3 separate regions of the Homo sapiens genome follow, and regions 2 and 3 are each linked to region 1. A link is an interaction called in ENCODE POLR2A ChIA-PET data of the cell type or tissue named here. Cell type or tissue: A673. All regions are shown on one strand. Each heading gives the region's core, and the rest is flanking DNA. Links, peaks and the distances in the headings are about the cores only. Region 1 overlaps SLC35F1 (solute carrier family 35 member F1). Region 2 overlaps SLC35F1 (solute carrier family 35 member F1). Region 3 overlaps SLC35F1 (solute carrier family 35 member F1).

Region 1 (6,407 bases), core at 594-5,593:
TTACAAGGCCTTTCTAAAAATACTTTTAAAAATAACTGCTACAGAGTCTAACAAGTGGATGTAAGGAAACATACCTCTGTAATTGGATAATTAAGTATTTAAATGCCCAGAATTTTGAAAACTAAAGTCTATTAAGGATTATAGAATAGTATTTCATTTTAATATTATATTAAAGATTATATATATTGTCTTCTTTTTGGTAGCCATGACATTTTAGGAGTTTTAATAATTGCTAAAAAATAAAATACTGACCCCTGGCCAGTAGAGTACTAAAATTATCTTAAATAATCTTCAGAGAGTTTATGTGTCCCTGGTGCTGTGAGAGTCCAGCAATGTCCTATCCAAGTTTTCATAAATGTTTTGTTATCTTAAATACGACTTTCCAATATTTCTCTTAATTCTATCCTCCAGGGCAATCTATATGACAAAAAGGAACAGAAGTGATTTCCAAAGATTTGATTTGTACGTTTGCTATTCTAAGCCAAGTAATGGCAAATATCATTTAAATGGCCTGCTATATAAAGTTATCTTTATTTTATAATTCAGTGGAAACAATAACTGTAGTTTGCTAAGACACTTAGTTGGAGCAAGCAAAAGAACAAAAGGAACCCAATTATGCAAATATGTGCCCCTTCAGAGCTCTTCCACCTTGAGGAGCTTGTCAGGAAATGAGAGAAGGTGGCAGATTTATAGTTTTCTGCCTCTCTGAGTGAGTAACCCTCCTCATAATTAAAATTAGACCTAATTGTGATTATCACTATTATTTTTCAACAATTAAGAATTGTCCACCTGATATACTTAAATGTTTCATGTTCGTCATTTTCTAATTCCTTCTGAAGACTTTTTCCCTGTTAAGATTTTACTGCCTAATCTATGGAAAGTCTTGTTTGGAGATTGGGACTCTTGTGAGGTCAAGGGACAAAAAAATCTAATTCTAATTTGCTTGAATTAAAAACAAAACAGCAAAAAAGAAACGAAGTACAAACAAAAGAGTAGAAAAACTGAAGGGTAGTGTGGACCTAATGTAGCTTGACTGGCTCAGAGGTAACTTAGGATCTGATTTCCAGATTTCTACATCTCTGTACTCTGCCTTCCCCTGGGTAAGAGCCGTTCTCAGACAAGGCTTTTCTCTCCTTGTGATTATTTAAGACATCCACCTCAGCTCTAGCCTTTGAACTTCTAGATTAAGGCATTTAAGGGAAGAGGTTCTTCCTATTCACTCAAGGGGAACCTGTTGTGTCTCCTTGACTCTGGTTATGTATCCAATTCTAAATCAACCACTTTGTTGAGGGTAAAGTTATGGGCTGATTGTTCCAAATCTGGGTCAGCGTGGAGCCATAGTCCAAGTGCTGCCCTCTTTCATGAATCCATCCCTAACCACCTGCTATGGGCTGAACTGTGCCTCTCCCAAATTTATATGTTAAAATCCTAACACCTCGTATCTCAGAATGTGACTGTATTTGAAGACAGGGTCTTTAAATAGGTAATTAAGATAAAAAGAGGTCCTATGGGTGGACCCTAATCCAAAATGACTGGTGTCTTTTAAAGAAGGGATTAGAACACGAAGGAAAATACTATCTGGAAGACACAGGGACAGGACAGCCATCTACAAGCCAAGAAGAGAGGCTCAGAAGAAATCAACTCTGTCAACCCTTGGATCTTGGAATTCTAGCCTCCAAAACTGTGAGAAAATTAAATTTCATTGCTTAAACCATCTAGTCTGTGGTACTTTGGTATGGCAGCCTTAGTAAACTGACAGACAACCCTAGTCAGAAGTGAGCCCTTTTTCTTCTAAACTTCCATTGTCTTTTTTGGCCTTTCTTACTTTCTACCTTGTGTTTCAATTATGCATGTATGTGTGTCTCATAACTCTCCTCCCAGACCATAAGGTCTTACGCAAAAAACCTTAGTCTAATTCATTTTCGAACTGCCCACATCACACTCATTAATTCATTAAATGATTATCATGTGCATACTCTGCATATACAATAGTCTTACTAGACCCTCAATAAATATATGCTAAATAAATGTGACTCCAAAGAAACAAGTGACTGACATCAATCATTATGAAATATCAGTGCTTAAAGAATGCATGATCAATTGGAGAACAACAACCAGGAACATATGGACATACCCTTGAGGAGAGTTTATGCCAAGAATACCAAGAACATGTCATGCTGACTATAGCATTTTAATATTTTCATGCTGCTTATTCCTATAGGGCTGGAAGCTCAAGTGATGTGAGCAGGTCATTATTATAATAAATTCCATGTCTGACCTTAGCCAGAATTGTACAGTGCTGAGTGGAAAGGAGTTTAAGAACTTAGTTGATGCATTACCTAAATAATTGGATTTCTCAGGTAAGGATATTAACTGTTTATTTTCTCAGAATAAATTTAATACACAGGCATCCACAGATAATAAAAATGCTATCATGTGGTAGACATTAAATATATATTTATTCAACCCACTTGTAACAGACATTTGTTGTTTTGAGCCAATCAGCATTCAGTCCCCTCTAGTTTAGCTACAGTATTCTTATTTCCTCAGGTAAATAAGCTCTTTTTCCTTTGTATGCATTCTTGGTGTAACTTTATTCAAGGTGCTTCATCTTTCTTTGACCAAGAGCTGGGCATGTCATTCAAGCTAGGCCAAAGTTTCTTTTCTCGCATGTCTTTGAATCTTGAATGGAGTGGGACAACTGTGAAAACAGTTGGTTTTGATTTGTTTCAGTAGTTGCATCTTGCATCTTAAAAAGACTGTCTGCTTTTATTATACAGATGTCCCAGAAGTCCTGAATACTGACTTTTCTCAAAACCAGTTCCCCTGCCTTCCAACCATTTACTTTTTCTAATTACAGCTACTACAGCTGGTGTCTGTTGATTTTAATTATAAAAATCTTGATTCAGAAATAATCATATAGCTGGGCGCAGTGGCTCACACCTGTAATCCCACCACTTTGTGAGGGTGAGGCAGGAGGATCACCTGAGGTCAGGACTTGAAGACCACCCTGGCCAACATGGTGAAACCACATCTCTACTAAAAATACAAAAATTAGCTGGGTATGGTGGCAGGCACCCGTAATCCTAGCTACTTGAGAGGCTGAGGCAGAAGAATCGCTTGACCCTGGGAGGCGGAGATTGCAGTGAGGTGACATCGCTCCATTGCACTCCAGCCTGGACAAGAGTGAAAAGAAAGAAAAGAAAGAAAGAAGGAAAGAAGGAAAGGAAGGAAGGAAGGAAAGGAAGGAAGGAAGGAAGGAAGGAAGGAAGGAAGGAAGGAAGGAAGGAAGGAAGGAAGGAAGGAAAGAAGGAAGGGCACTTATCCAAATTCTCAGCAGCACTATTATAAACTATTTAGGACAATAATTTATCTAGTTTTCTTATAGGAGTAGATATCATAATTAACTTTGGGAAATCCTAGTGTTTGAACATCATTTATATCAGGAAATAATTCCTATCTAACCTGAATATTGTCTATAAAAAGTTAAAACCATAAGTATTGAAGAAAGAACACTGAGAGGTGGGATACTTCATCACATTATTGTAAACATGCCAGTACAAGTTGAGGCAAGTTTGAATCCATCTGGGCATCTTTTTAAAATTTAACAATGCATAAGTATGTACTCCAGTTCTGTTCAGATTATCACTTCTCAGCTCTACACCTCTTCCTCTCACTAAGCTTTTAATTATAACCCACTATATTAATATCAAAGAGCTAAAATCAACAAGTTATGGCATATTATAATTATTAGCCCTGTACTAGCAGTCATTTAAGGACTGTTTTTTCTAGTCTTTATCACAAAACATTAAACTGATGAGAGATTATCCTCTTTGTTTGTTGTGAGATAAGCATGCAGGATGTGTCCCGTTTGTGTTAGCAAGGATGGGGAGACGGGAACCCATACACAGTGCTGGTGGAGTATAAATTCATATACTTTGGGGAGTTACTTGGTTCAACTAGAATGTGAAAAATGTGCATATTCTATGGACCAGTATATTTGGGTACTGGTAAGTTTTACACAGGCCCAGAGACATGTTTATTGTAGCATTGTTTATAATAGCAAAAATTGGAAATAAACTGTGAGTCCCACAATGAGAAAAATGGGTAAATAAAATATAGCAGACTGCTCTGCAGATTAAAAAACGAGGCAGACTTATTTGTATATAGCATGGATAACTCACACACACAGTGTTGAGTGAAAAAAATCCAAGTTGCAAAATTATATATAGATCAACTAGAGTATGATACCAGTATTATAAATTTGATAAAAATTACAGAAACACATTATATCTAGATATGCATACATATGCATATGCATGTGTATAAAAACAAAAATGGTTTGCAAGGCAATTCATAAATTTTCTAGCATTGCTTCTTAGGATAGGAGGAAATAGTACTGGATGTGAAGGAAAGTGAACACTTCAACTTGACATGGAGTGTTTTACTTTTTAATTTTACATTGTTCTTTAAAATAATTTTGAAGATATTTCAAAAAATTATTAAAATTACCAGTTTTCTGTCATGGCTACATTGGTATAGCCAATTACTTTTCTGTAGTTTTTGTTGTTTCAAAACTAAATGTTTTCTCAAGTTCACTACTATGACACAAGATGCTTGATTTATTCATTCACTCTTCAGCAAATATATATTACTTGTCTGCTATGTATACGATACTGTCTGGTACCATAGTAAGCAACAAAAATGTATTTAAAAATGGTCCTATCTTCAAATATCTTGTAACTTTAAAAGTTCTTATTGGGAAAAGTATGTGTAGGTTCAGGTATGCCTCATTGTGGTGATATTTTCAATAGTCTTATGATATGAAATTGTTACAGTTGTCATGAAATTACATGTAGGTGGGTTTCACTCTATGAAAACATAACAAGAAAATTACCACTTACAAAAGATTAAATTAGAGTGTGATTGACACTTTAAAAGAGAATTATTCCCTTCTCAAAAAAATGATTCATTGTAGGCCTTTTCTCTGAACATACAAAATGTGATGGTATATTTTAAAAAGTCACCTTACGCCAACCTTTTTGGGCAACACATCCATTATATAAAGTAAGGTATACCAGTATAAGACAGAGACATTTCACCTGAGAGTATTTTCAGGGGGTATACAATTAATAAGTCAAGCACACGTAGAAACTTGTAGATGAGGACCTTCATTGTAGCTCCATTGTCAGCTCTGGGTCCAGGTGGATAAATTTGATCAAATATCTTCTGAAAACCCAATGGGAAAGCATTCCCTGGGATGTCTCTCCATTACAACTTTGTCTACAGTGGGGAAGGAAGGTGAAGAATAGTAAGCCGAACACTGTCTCTCAATGAGACAAAAAATGGTAGGCCATGAGTGCTTAAGGGGTGTAAATCAATGACATCCTTAGTTCTGTTTATGAATGTATGACTTGTGCTCTTTTGTTTTTGCTCCCTTTTCCCTAACCTCTTTTAAAAGTAATCAACTGATAATTGACAGGCACTGCCTAGGTTTTATTTTTGTGAGCAATCCGTGTCCCAAGACATTTCTCTAGGGACCTTTGTTACACTCTTCTCCCTGGTATCAGGAGGCAAAGGAGAATCTTAGCCTCTCTCCTGGGTCTGGTCACTGATACCCTTGGCTCAGGCAAAGTGGACTTTGAGTTAGGAGTCACTGAAAACCTGGGGAAAAAAAAATCTGTCAACTACAGTGTTCCTTGACATTCAGACATGTTCTGTTCCATGGGGATTTCTATATTTGGCCAGACCGCAAGGTATTGAGGTAGATGAAACAGAAGAGATCTGAAAACTGCACGCTGAATTTCTCCTTGAGGTCTTATTTCTCAAAAATATGAGGCAATTTAAAATGTATGTGAGAAAAGAGTATTTTTGAAACTTTTCAAAAATAAAAGAAAGATCAAGAAGTGCTTTTAACTAATATGTATTAAAGGTTATTTGCCTGCATAGATAAGACGGTCTTGTTGCTAGGCAACGGAGACACCGAGACAATGGTGGGCCATGAAGGTAGAGGAGCTCATGAGTGTTTTAGTATGAATTCCTGTCACAATAGGAGCCAGGCTAACAAGCTTCTCCCAAAATGGGAAATGGCAGAAATGACGATATGATGGACAGAGAGGTGAGGCATCTGGATTTTATTTGTCTAACATACCCAGTTTTTGTATGATGTAGTTAATACTTTTATTAATGTAAAATGGCCTGTTTATCCTAGTAGGAATTTTTCTAACTTTGCAGCTTGTAGTTGATGACTCTGTTAGTGGAAGGAGTTGCAGAACTTCAGATAACAATGTCTAATATACAGATAGTTCTTAGAGAACTACCAGGGGCAGAGGCAAAGCTACATTATCTTAGCACTGTGAATATGGTGTATTCAGAAGGAAAAACAAGGGCTCAGTCCATCACTCTTC
Region 2 (6,407 bases), core at 873-5,872, 52 kb after region 1:
CTACAAAATATGAATTTTATCCCTGTAATATTAGTTGTGTGTATCTACGCCTTTGTCTGTGAATGTATTTAATTGACTTGTGTCTGTCTCTCTAATGTCTTTGTGATTATAACTGAATTTATAAAACTCTGAAGTTACTCTGTTCACTTGACTGGATGAGGCCAACTGGCACTTGAATGATGGTGATGATGCAATATTTTTGACCTACACAGATTCCATTGCACAATCACTCTTATAAAGTTATATGGTTGTGATAAATGCAATTGTACTACATGACTCTCAAAATTGATGCAAAGTGATTAAACAAAGAAAATAATATAAATTCTGTCCCCATGGCATGTCTTATAACCACACGAAGCCCAACAGCCTCACCTGTGGTGTGATACCTTAGTATCCAGTCAATATCATACTTGGCCTTGGATTCTCTCCTGAAACATCCAGAGGCCTTCCCTGGTGCTGACTGATGAAGGAATTCCATTTCATGAGACTTAGGCCATAAAAATATGCTTACTGCAAAATGGCCAACTATCTCCTCTTCTTGGATTTGGGCTGGCTCAAAATTATTCAGAACAACACTATATACAAATATGCATATATACATATGCATACACAAGCATAATAGTCAACACATTTTCTTTGTAGAAAATTTAAATTAAAGTGCACAGTGTCAGAGTAACAGAATGCAGGTCAGCAGGATTTAGGGCCCACGTGAACGCACACAGGGGCTGGGGCTTTGGGCTTTGGTAAACGCTCAATAAATGTCAGCTGAATGAAGAATAAACTTTTTCTGGCTTTATCTCTCCTTTAATTCTTGAACTCTCATGACTTCCAAGGGGGTTTTGCAGGAAAGAGCCAGAGAAACAGAGAAGAGAGTGAGGTTCCCTTGGATATTGAAGGGAGGGGGGCTGTAGCAGCTGGCCACCCACTTGGCAGGGGTGAGGCAGAAGCACCGATGACCCAGAGGACTTCCTCTCTCTGCTTTTCCTAACTCCCTCTATCCCACCCCTCTGGGGCTGGGATGTGCCAGCAGTTGCCCGAAGCCCCTGGTAGCATTGCTAAGGGGAGACAGCCCCCTAATCCCCATCCCATGTTACTGCTCCACAGCCTGTGCCTCTCCCTGCATCCCAGACTTAGAGTTGTGAACTCTTGTGGACCAAAGACTTGTAAAATATTCTGTAAAACCGGGATACAATTGGGGAGACACACCAGCTGTAAAGAGGGTTTGCAGCCTGAAGGCAGATCTCACAGACACTCAGAAAATGTTCCATCTTCATGAGACTGTCCACTACTGGGACAGCTTCATGACCGTGTTTGAGGGGGCTGCGCGCATCATGATGAGCACACTTTCGGAAGTGTGGGTGTCTAAAGCCAGGTTAAGGGGTCTGCGGAGTGCTGGCAAAGGAAGGGAGCATCCACAGAAGTCCAAAGAGAAGCTCGAGTAGATTTTGGCAGGAAGGAAGGGATGGGATGCGTGTGTGCAGGAGAGGGCATAACCAAATGTGATTAAAGGCCACAGAGAAAGGCACAGTGATAAGATGGTCAGAGATCAGCTGGAGTGGAAAAGAAAAAGAGGTAGGGAGAAAGAGGGGAAATTAAATGACGCTTCAATCTTCCTGTACATATACATATTTTTAAAATTTTAGTGCTACTTAATGTTGACTGTCTTCTGTTGTCTTAAAAGTAATGTCAGCATGAACCTTTTTTATTTAAATAACTTTTGGAAGCTGCACTTGAACTCCGATCTAGCAGTCCAGACGCTAGTGTTTTAGCCCCAGTTCTAATACTAATTTGCTTTTCTCTTAGACCATCAGTTCCCTTATTTATAGAGTAGATACAGTCATAACTCCCTTAAAGGGCTGTTGTGAAGATTTACTTTGTCTACCATAAAAATAACATAATCGTTTTTACAAACTGTAAGTGCAAACTTAATGCAACCAACTGTAAATGTTGTTTAAAACTACAGGGTTCAAGCTGGGCGCTGTGGCTCAGGCCTGTAATCCCAGCAGTTTGGGAGACTGAGGCAGGAGGATTGCTTGAGCCCAGGAGATTGAGGCGAGCCTGGGCAATATAATGAGACCCCATCTCTATTTAGAAAATGAATTTAAAAAAAAACTACAAGGTTCAAATTGTAATCCTGTTGCTATCACCATGACTTCAGAGACTTTTCTCCAGCCATTGTGTACTGTGTGCCTCCATGTCTCTATCTTTTTGTTTGTTTTGTTCTGTTTTGTTTTGTTTTGAGACAGAATCTCACTCTGTTGCCCAGGATGGAGTGCAGTGGTACAATCTCAGCTTCTTGCAACCTCTGCCTCTCAGGTTCAAGCGATTCTCCTGCCTCGGCCTCCCAAGTAGCTGGAATTACAGGCATGCGCCATCATGCCTGGCTAATTTTTGTATTTTAGTAGAGACAGGGTTTCTCCATGTTGGCCAGGCTGGTCTCGAACTCCTGACCTCAAGTGATCCTCCCGCCTCAGCCTCCCAAAGTGCTGGGATTACAGGTGTGAGCCACTGTGCCCGGCCGTGTCTATAAAATTAGAAAACAGAATCGTAGACACCTCTGGCATGTGTTGCCTAAGGATTCAAGGCATAAGGAGAATAAAATTCGTTTAAATCCTTAGGGGGAAAAAAGGAATCTATGTAAATCTAAGAGTAATAAACACTTCACTTTTCCATTAAAGTATTTTTAATGTCCTTGGAGATTTTTCAGAGCATAAGATGGTTATAAAATAATATTTGTTTATTTTTTCATATGGATATTTTATAATTTCTTTTTAGATTCAGAGATGTATGCAAAGAAAGTTAAATCTACTGAAAAGATTAATGGCAATCAGAAGAGGAGTTTTTGTTTGTTTGTTTGTTTGTTTTCTTTTTTAACAGTTTCAGTTATAATGCTTCTCTTTTCTACTTCTCTAACAACCACTTAGCCAAGGAATTAAGCTACGAGAAAACTGTTGAAAAATTATTTTGTCAGTATGTTTTATGTTATGTGACCACGAGGGGAAAGCTGAAGGCAAAAATCACTAAAAAAGAATAGCCTGTTTACTAAGAGCAGCTGCCAAACAGTTTCTCTTCAACAGTTACAGATGCCATGGTGAGAGCTTCAGCTGTAGCAATTAAATATTCCTGTCATTGACCTTCACTAAAACATTGTCCAAAAAATTATTATGACATAACTTCTGCTGATACTAACAATTTGTGTGACCTTGAGCACATCATTTCACCTCTTAGGACTTAGGAAGCCTCAACTATTAAATACAAGGGTCTTGGTGATTCTAAACTGAGGAGATACTGCCCTCCAGGGGCGTTTGCAAATGTGTAGAATGTTTAACGGTCAAGGCCCAGCAATGCTAACTGCCCTGCAGAGAGCATGAGACAATCTTGCAAAATCAGTTGTCCCACCCTAAATGCCAGTAGCAACCTTGATTATCTCTAATGTCCCTTCTGACAGTCAGTGATACCATATGTCTGACAATTCATTGATTTATTCAGCCACCAATTACTGAGGCCCCATTGTATGATAAGCACCAGGCTTCTCTCCTCAAATGCCCCAGAAACACTGGCTTGATTGTATCCTTCTTTAAGAAAAATTATGATTATATTCTTCTTTCCCTTCTCTTCTTTCTAAAAGTTTGCACTTACCCACAGGACCACCTGACACTTACAAATAAGGATTTTCCAACTCAAACCATTAGAGGAATAGATCTCAGGACTCATCAAGTGCTTTGGCTTTTCTAATGACACTGAGAACCTAAAAGCTCACTTCAGCTCTCCTCAAAGATTGGACCATGGCCTAGCTTGCCCTCAATAATTCAGGAATAGAGGCCTTCAGCTCCACTGACTGAGGGCTTCCAGCCAGATAATGAAACCCTAATTCTGTAGTGTGCAGCTAAATATTTCAACTTGATTCAATCATTTTTAATTTTTAACACAAAACACCAACTGTTTTATGCCCAGTGAACAGTTTTCAATGACAAACTGAAATTTCCTAATACACTGAAATAGCATCTGAGGCTAGCTGTAAAACCTACCTTAGAGCATATTACCACATCATTAACTCACATTGCTAATTAACTGCAGTGAGCAACTGTGTGCTGTAGTACAATCCTACCTGCCACCACCTCCTTCCTGTAGCCCCTCCAAGAGTGCTGTGACCTTTGGGCTCAGCCCCCAGCCATCACAGTGCTACTTAGCATTCACGTGGTCCTTCCTCACCTTATCATCTCAGCAACCTCAGGGATAGCTTACTATTCTGAGTGCTTGTTTCATTTTGCAGAGGAGAAGACCAGTGCACAGAGAAACATGAGCATCTGTCCAGGTCACAAAAAGCTTTGGGGATAGAGGGGATTCACAATGCTATTTGCAGTGCCAAGAAGCCACTCTGATGTTCAGGGATGCTTTGCAAATACGCAAACCTTTTCCAGCCTTCAGTGAATCTTGGAGACTCTATTTTGATGTTTCTGGTCATTAAAAATCTTTGTATATATTTGTTCAATAACTCTTATTGAATACTCCTCTTAATCCCTGCAGTGTTCTGATGCCAATAATCCTGTGCTAATTAAGTACTATTACAATTGGAACTACAGAGGAGAAGTACAGCATTCAACAAAAGCATCAAACAGGACTCGACCTAGCCTGGGGATCTAAGAGGCTTTCCTGAGGAGGCAAATTATAAGTGCAGGCCTGAAGGATAAAGGAGGAGGAAGTTCAAGCAGTGGAGCTCCTCCAGAAGGAGGAGTGTACATAAGTGAAGGCCCTGGGGCATGAAGGAGAGGCTTGTTCCATGTAGCAGAGGATGTTAGCTCAGTCTAGGTGGCAGAAGTGGGAGAGGGTGGCATGAGTAGATTTGAGAGATGTTTGGAAGATTAAATTGGCAGAATTTGGTAATCAATAGGATATAGGCAATGAAAGTGAAGGAGTATTGAGGATCACTGCCCTGTACTGGCAGCTGGGTGGTAGAGGCCACTTGTTTAGAATTCCAGCAAGGAGATATACTGGATGGTTGGACAAATCATAAGTTCCTCATGTGGTACAAGGAACTTGCAGTTCTATGTGACATCACTTTGTCTAAGAAAGACCCTGTCTTGGATAGTGTATCCAGAGGTCTTACCACAGTGTGGTAGAATCTGAATTAGTTCCATGGAGCCCAAAGAGTGTGTTTGAAAGCAGAGTTATAGACCAGCAATGAGGGCCTCGTGATTTAAGAATTACTTTCATATGTAGTATCTCTGAGGTTCATGCTGATCTTTGGGGAAAGTTGTTATCTTCATTTTACTAACAGAAATTTGAGGCTCCTGAGCTTGTGATTTGCCCAAGGTCACATAGCTGTAAATGAGAATCTGTACTCAAATTCAGGTCTTCTGGCTCCTAGCACAGGGGTCTTCTCATTTCACCACATTATCTCTCTACATAATTGGGGCAAATTCTCTATCAACTCTTTGGACTTACATGTCAGATGGAATCTCACTATTTGTACAAAATATATAAAAAATGAAATCAAATTTTTTTGCTATACTCTATTCAACTTTCTTTAAAAAATTTTTTTTCTAATAGTTCTTTTAAGTATTTCTACTTTTGAGACTCATATTTGTATTTATATTTAGAGCACTTTTTTATTTTAAGAATGAAATGACAAGAACAGATCAATTTTTACTGGTAGCAGGAAGACAGCTGTCCAGGAGAAATTAAATTCAACTTTTGTCTAATTTCTAATAATTCATAAAACATTATAAGACCTCTGCACCCTCATCTCCCATTCCCGGATCTACTCGTAAAATAGGGGGACAATGTAAAAAGGCTGGGTGTACTGTCCCCGAACCAAAGATGTTCCCATGGAGCATGGCCTGGCCCTGAGGAAGACAGGAGGCAGAGCTGCCCCAGCACCTGGAGGCAGGAGACTCTTCACCACCAGCCTGTCTTATCAATTTGCCTTCTCCCCTTTCCCTTAAAGTTTGGGGGATGTTTACAATTAAGTAAATAAATAAAGCTAATTTCCATTTATTTCAGAGTCTGTTTTAAGTACATCAAGTCTGGGTCTACACAAAATCTCAGGTTCAGGGGAAAGGCAGAACCCTTTCTGCAGAACTAAATTACTTTTCCCTACTACATGGAATGCTTCCTCCTGAATCTCCTGTTGTTGTTTACCTTCATCCCTCCCAATAGCTCCTGGACTGTTTTGTGATCCCAGTCGTGATTTTGCTCTCCTGGTTCTTCCTGCTGATCCGGTACAAGGCTGTGCATTTCATCGGCATCGTTGTCTGCATCCTGGGAATGGGCTGCATGGTGGGAGCAGATGTGCTTGTGGGAAGACATCAGGGAGCAGGTGAGTCTTCGGATGTTCACCAGGTTCCTTACCTCTGCGGGTGAGGCCAAGGCAAGAAATGGAATGTTCATAGTTGGGTGAAAACAAG
Region 3 (6,407 bases), core at 779-5,778, 71 kb before region 1:
GCCTAATAGAAACTATTCAGATGCCAGGATATTCCAACCTTAGGGGAGGGTCAGGCTCAGTGGCTCACACGTGTATACCCAGGACTTTGGGAGGCCAAGGCAGGAGGATCACCTGAGGCAGGAGGTTCGAGACCAGCCTGGGCGACATAGCAAGATCCTGTCTCTACAAAAAGTTAAAAAATTAGCCAGGCATGGTAGTGCATGCCTGTAGTCCCACCTACTCAAGAGGCTGAGGTGGAGGATCACTTGAGCTCAGGAGTTCCAGGCTGCAGTGAGCCATGATCACACCACTGCACTTCAGCCTTGTATCATAGCAAGACTCCCACCTCAAAAAAAAAAAAAAATTAAAAACCTTAGAGGAAAAAACCACAGGAGGAAAATCACATAACTAAATGCCTCAATACGTTTTTTTACTATCAACATAAACTAAAACCTAGTCTCTTGTTAGCCAAGCTTTCTGAAGTTAACCTATGTTATCTATCTCTCTCAAGGAAGAAATGACCCAAGGTCAGGCTGATCTCTTATTCATTCCAAGGCACTATATCAGCAACCGAGTCATTAAACAAGGCCAACTCTGCCTTTTTCACTGTGAGAACTTCATTAGATTTATCTGAAGTGTGCTTGAAAAATAATCTAATTTATGTTGCTCCAAATAGTTTAATTAGAATTCAATTAAATTCAACAGAATGCATACATCATTTTACATGGTGCACCTTGATTTATTTTATTTGCTTTTTTTTTTAAAGATGCAGTGGAGTTATTTGACCCTGCAGTATTATATCCAAAATAATCCATTTCATGCATAAACAACCTGGTCTTCAGGAGCACTAAGGGGGAAAATAATGTGTGCTCATTATTATGCATGTCACGTACAACTCATTTGAATTTAGTCTCTTTGGCAACGCGTGCACCGGTGAGATAGGTGCATCATATCAGTTCACTTATACTTCCATAGAGGATATTTTTTAGCCCCTCCCTTGTTTTTCAGCAGAAACACACACACACACACACACACACTCAAATGGATCAATCAAGGAAAATAAATGATATTCAGATTCTGTTCAAATCACTTTCACAGTCATGACGAAAACTTTAGGGCGTCAAGGGAACCAAGGATGGAGTTTAAAACTGTCTTCTTTTTTTTTGTTTTTTGAGACGGAGTCTCGCTCTAGTGCCCAGGCTGGAGCGCAGTGGTGTGATCTCAGCTCACTGCAAGCTCCATCTCCCGGGTTCACGCCATTCTCTTGCCTCAGCCTCCCGAGTAGCTGGGACTACAGGCGCCTGCCACCATGCCCGGCTAATTTTTTGTATTTTTAGTAGAGATGGGGTTTCACCGTGTTAGCCAGGATGGTCTCGATCTCCTGACCTCGTGATCCACCCGTCTCGGCCTCTCAAAGTGCTGGGATTACAGGCGTGAGCCACCGCGCCCAGCCTTTAAAACTGTCTTCTTTATGGATAGTTCAAAATACTAAATCATCTGGAAATGGCTTTTCTGTTATGGAGTAGACATGCAGAACTGGGATACAATCTGTCTTGGGTACTATGTAAGTGCCATTGGAAGGATGCTGACTTTCCAGGAGATGACTGACTTTCCAGGAAGGCCATAAAAAGTCAGTCTATCTTTTGGGTTGTTGGTGGCCATGAATCAGATTAATATGGCAGAAATCTCCCATGGCTATTTCTGTTATTCCAGAAACATGGTGGGGATAGCAAGTGTCTTTTCCCTGTGTTTTCTTGCTCCCAAATTACTTGTAGCTGAAGCATGCACAAGTAGAAAGTGAAGCCAGTGTGCTCTTGGTTTACCAGTCTGCCGAAGCTGTTATCCTTAGCATTGTTCACCATCAGGCAGCATTATTGCTGCTGTTATATCAAAGGAGCATTAAATGGCTGTAAAAACCTGGGGATGGTGGTGGGGAGGAGGTAGGGAGCTAGAAAATATACTTTAGCACAAAAAATTTTTCGAGTTATAGTGTTTATTTTTCAGCTATTGAAGTTTTACTTCATTTTCCCTTTAGTGGAACTTTAAAAAAATGGATGAAGCCATTCCCATTTCTTTTATTTGAAAGACAAAATCTTAATGTTCTCTTATTTGGTATTTTGTCACATACCCATCAGATGTCCTGTGTGCCCGTGAAGAGTCTGGAAACATTATAGCAGCCTTTACTAGGTGAGACAGATGAGCAAGGTGCATTGAGTCAAAGATCTGAAATTACTTGGATTTACCCAAATTTTGACATAGGATAAAATGAAGGAAGTTGCGTCTTGGTTCAGGCTGCTGTAACAGCATATAGTCATAGGCTTCATAATGATTAGAGTCAATGATGGACGGCACATATAACAGTGGTCCCATAAGATTTTAATGGAGCTAAGAAAGTCTTATCACCTAGAGACGTTGTAGACTTCATAGTGTAGTAGCGCAATGTATTACTCAGACATTTCTGGTGATAGTGGTGTAAACAAACTTCTATGCTGGCAGTCGTACAAAAGTATAGCACATACAATTATGTACAGTAATACTTGTACTATATAATTACGTATTATAATACTTGATAGTAAACATGTTATTGGTTTATGTATTTACTATACTATACTTTTAATCTTTTAGAGTGTATTCCTTATATTTTTTTTTTTGTATAAAAGTTAACTGTAAAACAGCCTCAAACAGGTCCTTCAGGAGATATCCCAGAAGAAGGCATTGTTATCATAGGAGATGACAGCTTCATGGGTATTATTGCCCTAAAGACCTTCCAGTGGGACAAGATGTTGAAGGGGAAGACAGTGATATTGATGACCTTGATCCTTTGTAGGCCTAGGCTAATGTGTGTGCTGCATTTTAGTTTTAACAAAAAAGTTTAAAAAGCAAAATAAATAATGTTAAAAGTAGAAATAAGCTTATAGAATAAGTATATAAAGAAAATATTTTTCTATAGCTGTACAATGTGTTTATGTTTTGAGCTAAGTGTTATCACAAGAGTCAAAACATTTTTAAAAATGAAAAAAGTTTATAAGGTAAGAAAGATACAGTAAGCTAAGGTTAATTTACTATTAAAGAAAGGAAAATATTTTAACTAAATTTAGTACAGCCTAAGTTTATAAAGTCTACAGTAGTGCCCAGTAGTGTCCTAGGCCCTCACATTCACTCACCACTCACTCACTGACTCAAGCAGAGCAACTTCCAGTCCTGCAAGCTCCATTCATGATAAGTGCCCTATACAGGTGTACCATTTTTCTGTTTTTTATACCATATTTTCACTGTACCTTTTCTATATTTAGATATGCTTAGATACACAAATACTTACCATTGTGTTACAACTGCATACAGTATTCAGTACAGTAACATGCTGCACAAGTTTGTAGCCTAGGAGCAATAGTATAGGTGTGTAGTAGGCTATACCATCTAGGTTTGCGTAAGTACACTCTATGATTGCACAATTATTAAAATCACTTGAGGATGCATTTTCATTCTTAAGTGATACATGACTGTACCATAGACTGGGTGGCTTATAAACAACAGAAACCTATTTCTTACAGTTCTAGTGGATGGAAGTCCAAGATCAGGGTGCTAGGATGGTCAGGTTCCTGTGAGGGGCCCCCTTCCTGGTTGCAGACTGCCACTGTATCCTCACATGGCAGAAAGAGGGCAAGAGAGTTCTCTGGGATCCTTTTTACCCTGTTCATGAGGACTCCATCCTCATGACCTAATCAGCATCCAATGGCTCCACTTCCTAATACCACCACATTGTGGGGGAGGTAGGATTTCAACATATGAATGTTGGGAAGAAACAAACATTCAGTCCATTACGAGATGGTTTGTAAATGGTTTCATCTGGAGAACACAATAAATGACTGCTTTCCCTACCAGTCCTCGTTTCACTGGACTGGATTTCACTGAATTCCACTGAGCCAGGTGAACTGGAGTGTACATTTATGTTCACAAAAGTGATACTTCATTTTTTTTCCTTCTTTGTTCTTAAAGAAAGTGTCAGTGGTTCCCACAACTTGAGGGCCTGAGACTGGTTTTTAGTTTTATCCTTGGCAGTGGCTCCTCCTAAAACAGGCTAATTGCTTTTACATAGAATATGAATTTAATGAGACTGCTTATTTTCCGAATAAAAATCTTAGGTTTATAATCTGCCTGACATTTTTGTTTTGCCTGATGTTTTACCACAATGTTTGGTCTTGGTAGCTTTTAAAAAGGTTGAGCTTTTTATAAACCTCATAAACCAGCTTGAGTTGTCTTTTCTTTTCACTCCCAGCCCCCTCATCATTGTCTTTTTTAAAATAAATTTAATGTATATATTTAAGGTACACAACATGATGCTACTACATATATAAGATACACATATATATGGTAAAATAGTTACTAGAATGGAACAGATTAACATATCAAGTCTTTAAACATTCTCCTTAGATTGCCCTGCCTCAAGGGCTTTCTTTCCCACTGGTCTATCCTCCTTTTCTCTTCCATCTTAATGGCAACTGAGAAGCTTTTGAGATTTCCCACTTTATGACATCCCTTTCTTCTAATTGCCTTTTTCTCTGTTAAGCCTGAAGCAGGAGTGGCAGTAACAGAATTATATTTATTCATTTTTTTTGTTAGAATCATCCCTGCAGTAGAAATTTCAACAGGTCAAATTTCTTCCCCGTCATTATAATATTTAATTATGGTAAATATCCAATTTTCATTCTTATAGAAGACCTTTTCGTCTAGAATAAATTTTATCTAGCCCATGCTGCAAAAATTGGATTTCGATGTAATTTTGAGGCATCTTTTAAGGCAGTCTGTCAAAAGTGCTGAGATAAAATTACTCTTTTATTGTCAGGTTCTTGTAACAGGGCAATTGGAGTCATCTTTTGATGCAAAGAATGATGAAGAAAAATGTCAGCTAGCCTCCACTCTGAATTTTTTTACTACTTGAAAGCAAAGGCCAGATATCTTTGTCTTCTAAAATGAGGCATAACTCTCCTACTTATTTATCCAGGTTCTCTGCATGTTCTTTCAAGTTAAATGCATAATTGATTATCTCAGTTGATTATACATTTTTCAAGCAGGTTTTAATTATGTGTGGAGAAGTTCAGCACTCGATGGAATCTAATTTTCCCAATTTGCTCATCTTTAAATACACTACATTTCAAGCATAAAAATGTAGTAAATAAGTGACAAAATAATGAAATTTGACATGGGTTTTTATTTTAAGAGAAAGTGAGTCACCGATCCACTTGCATACTTTCTTTGTTTTTATTTATTCAATAGATTTTAAAGTTAGATGTTTGCCATTTGGCCTCAGAGTTCACTAACATAATTCAAAATGCAAAGCTAAAAGCATTGTGTAAGGAAAAATGCCAAAGTCATTTAGCAATGTATAAAGAAAAAAACAGCAAAAGTAATCCTTAAAAGGTTGCCCCCTCTTTCCTACTCTCCAAGATGTTATTAAGTGTGAGAACTAGAGTCAAAGTTCCTATTTAAAACTAAAATCTGTTAGTTTCATAATACTCATTTCATGTAAGACTTCTTAAATATTCCTCATTTCTTTTTTGTTTTCCTTCCTCAGTTTCTAAAGGGCAGGAATCCTCTAAACTTTCCAAACTGGAGAATAAACTTCTTAGTCAGAACTTGGGGAAAGAATGCTGAGATGCATGTTAACAATATTTTTTCTAGTTTTTTTCTAAATGTATCATAATGCAATTTTATAGACAAATTTAAGTAATCACTGAAAGTGTTGGTACTTCCAAATATACTTAAAGATAATTAAAACTATTCTGAATATCGACCATGAGGTAGTTACTGTCAGAGGCAGTTTATATAAACCACCTTATTTAATCCTCATGACAGCCTGTGGGATATGTATTATGATCTCCATTTTATAGATGAGGAAAATGAGTCTCAGCTAGTTAGTGGCAGTTAGGATCCAAATTCAGATCTATTTAGTTTCAAAACTTTTCATTTGACTATACCATGATGGTTTTCTGATGGAAGATGGCAAAGGCTCTTACCAACCAAGCTAGTGATTTAAAACTTATCTTTTTAGTTCAACCATTGTGGAAGACAGTGACTCCTCAAAGACCTAGAACCAGAACTACCATTTGACCCAGCAATCCCATTACTGGGTATATACCCAAAGGAATATAAATCATTCTATTATAAAGATACATTCATGCGTATGTTCAGTGCAGCACTATTCACAATAGCAATGATATGGAATCAACCCAAATGCCCATCAATGATAGACTGGATAAAGAAAATGTGGTACACATACACTACAGAATACTATGCAGCCATAAAAAGGAACAAGATCATGTCCTTTGCAGGGACATGGATGAAGCTAGAAGCCATTATCCTAAGCAAACTAACACAGGAACAGAAAACCAAACACAGCATGTTCTCACTTATACATGGGAGCTGAACC

Evidence for each region. Peaks named below come from ENCODE experiments on the same cell type or tissue, not always from the same donor. Only the 100,000 strongest peaks of a DNase experiment are listed, where the experiment ranks them.
Region 2: POLR2A ChIA-PET joins it to region 1 with 7 read pairs; 1 of 35 experiments calls an interaction of 5 or more read pairs at or near these places.
Region 3: POLR2A ChIA-PET joins it to region 1 with 5 read pairs; 2 of 35 experiments call an interaction of 5 or more read pairs at or near these places.

Annotation. Positions count from the first base shown.
Region 1 is chr6:118,209,487-118,215,893 of GRCh38, forward strand. The region is part of intron 2 of SLC35F1 (solute carrier family 35 member F1); the gene reads left to right. Among named protein-coding and RNA genes, the nearest start is that of SLC35F1, 310 kb to the left of the region's middle. In A673, for the core only: no CTCF peak of the experiment used is centred there; DNase peaks (open chromatin) are centred at 3,165 and 3,485; H3K27ac peaks cover 1,631 bases.
Region 2 is chr6:118,260,836-118,267,242 of GRCh38, forward strand. SLC35F1 (solute carrier family 35 member F1) reads left to right here. Exons shown (of 8, transcript NM_001029858.4): 4 at 6,160-6,319. Among named protein-coding and RNA genes, the nearest start is that of PLN, 280 kb to the right of the region's middle. In A673, for the core only: a CTCF peak has its summit at 3,314; a DNase peak (open chromatin) is centred at 3,296.
Region 3 is chr6:118,137,979-118,144,385 of GRCh38, forward strand. The region is part of intron 1 of SLC35F1 (solute carrier family 35 member F1); the gene reads left to right. All of the region lies in intron 2 of LOC107986523 (a long non-coding RNA gene), which reads right to left. Among named protein-coding and RNA genes, the nearest start is that of SLC35F1, 230 kb to the left of the region's middle. In A673, for the core only: no CTCF peak of the experiment used is centred there; no DNase peak of the experiment used is centred there.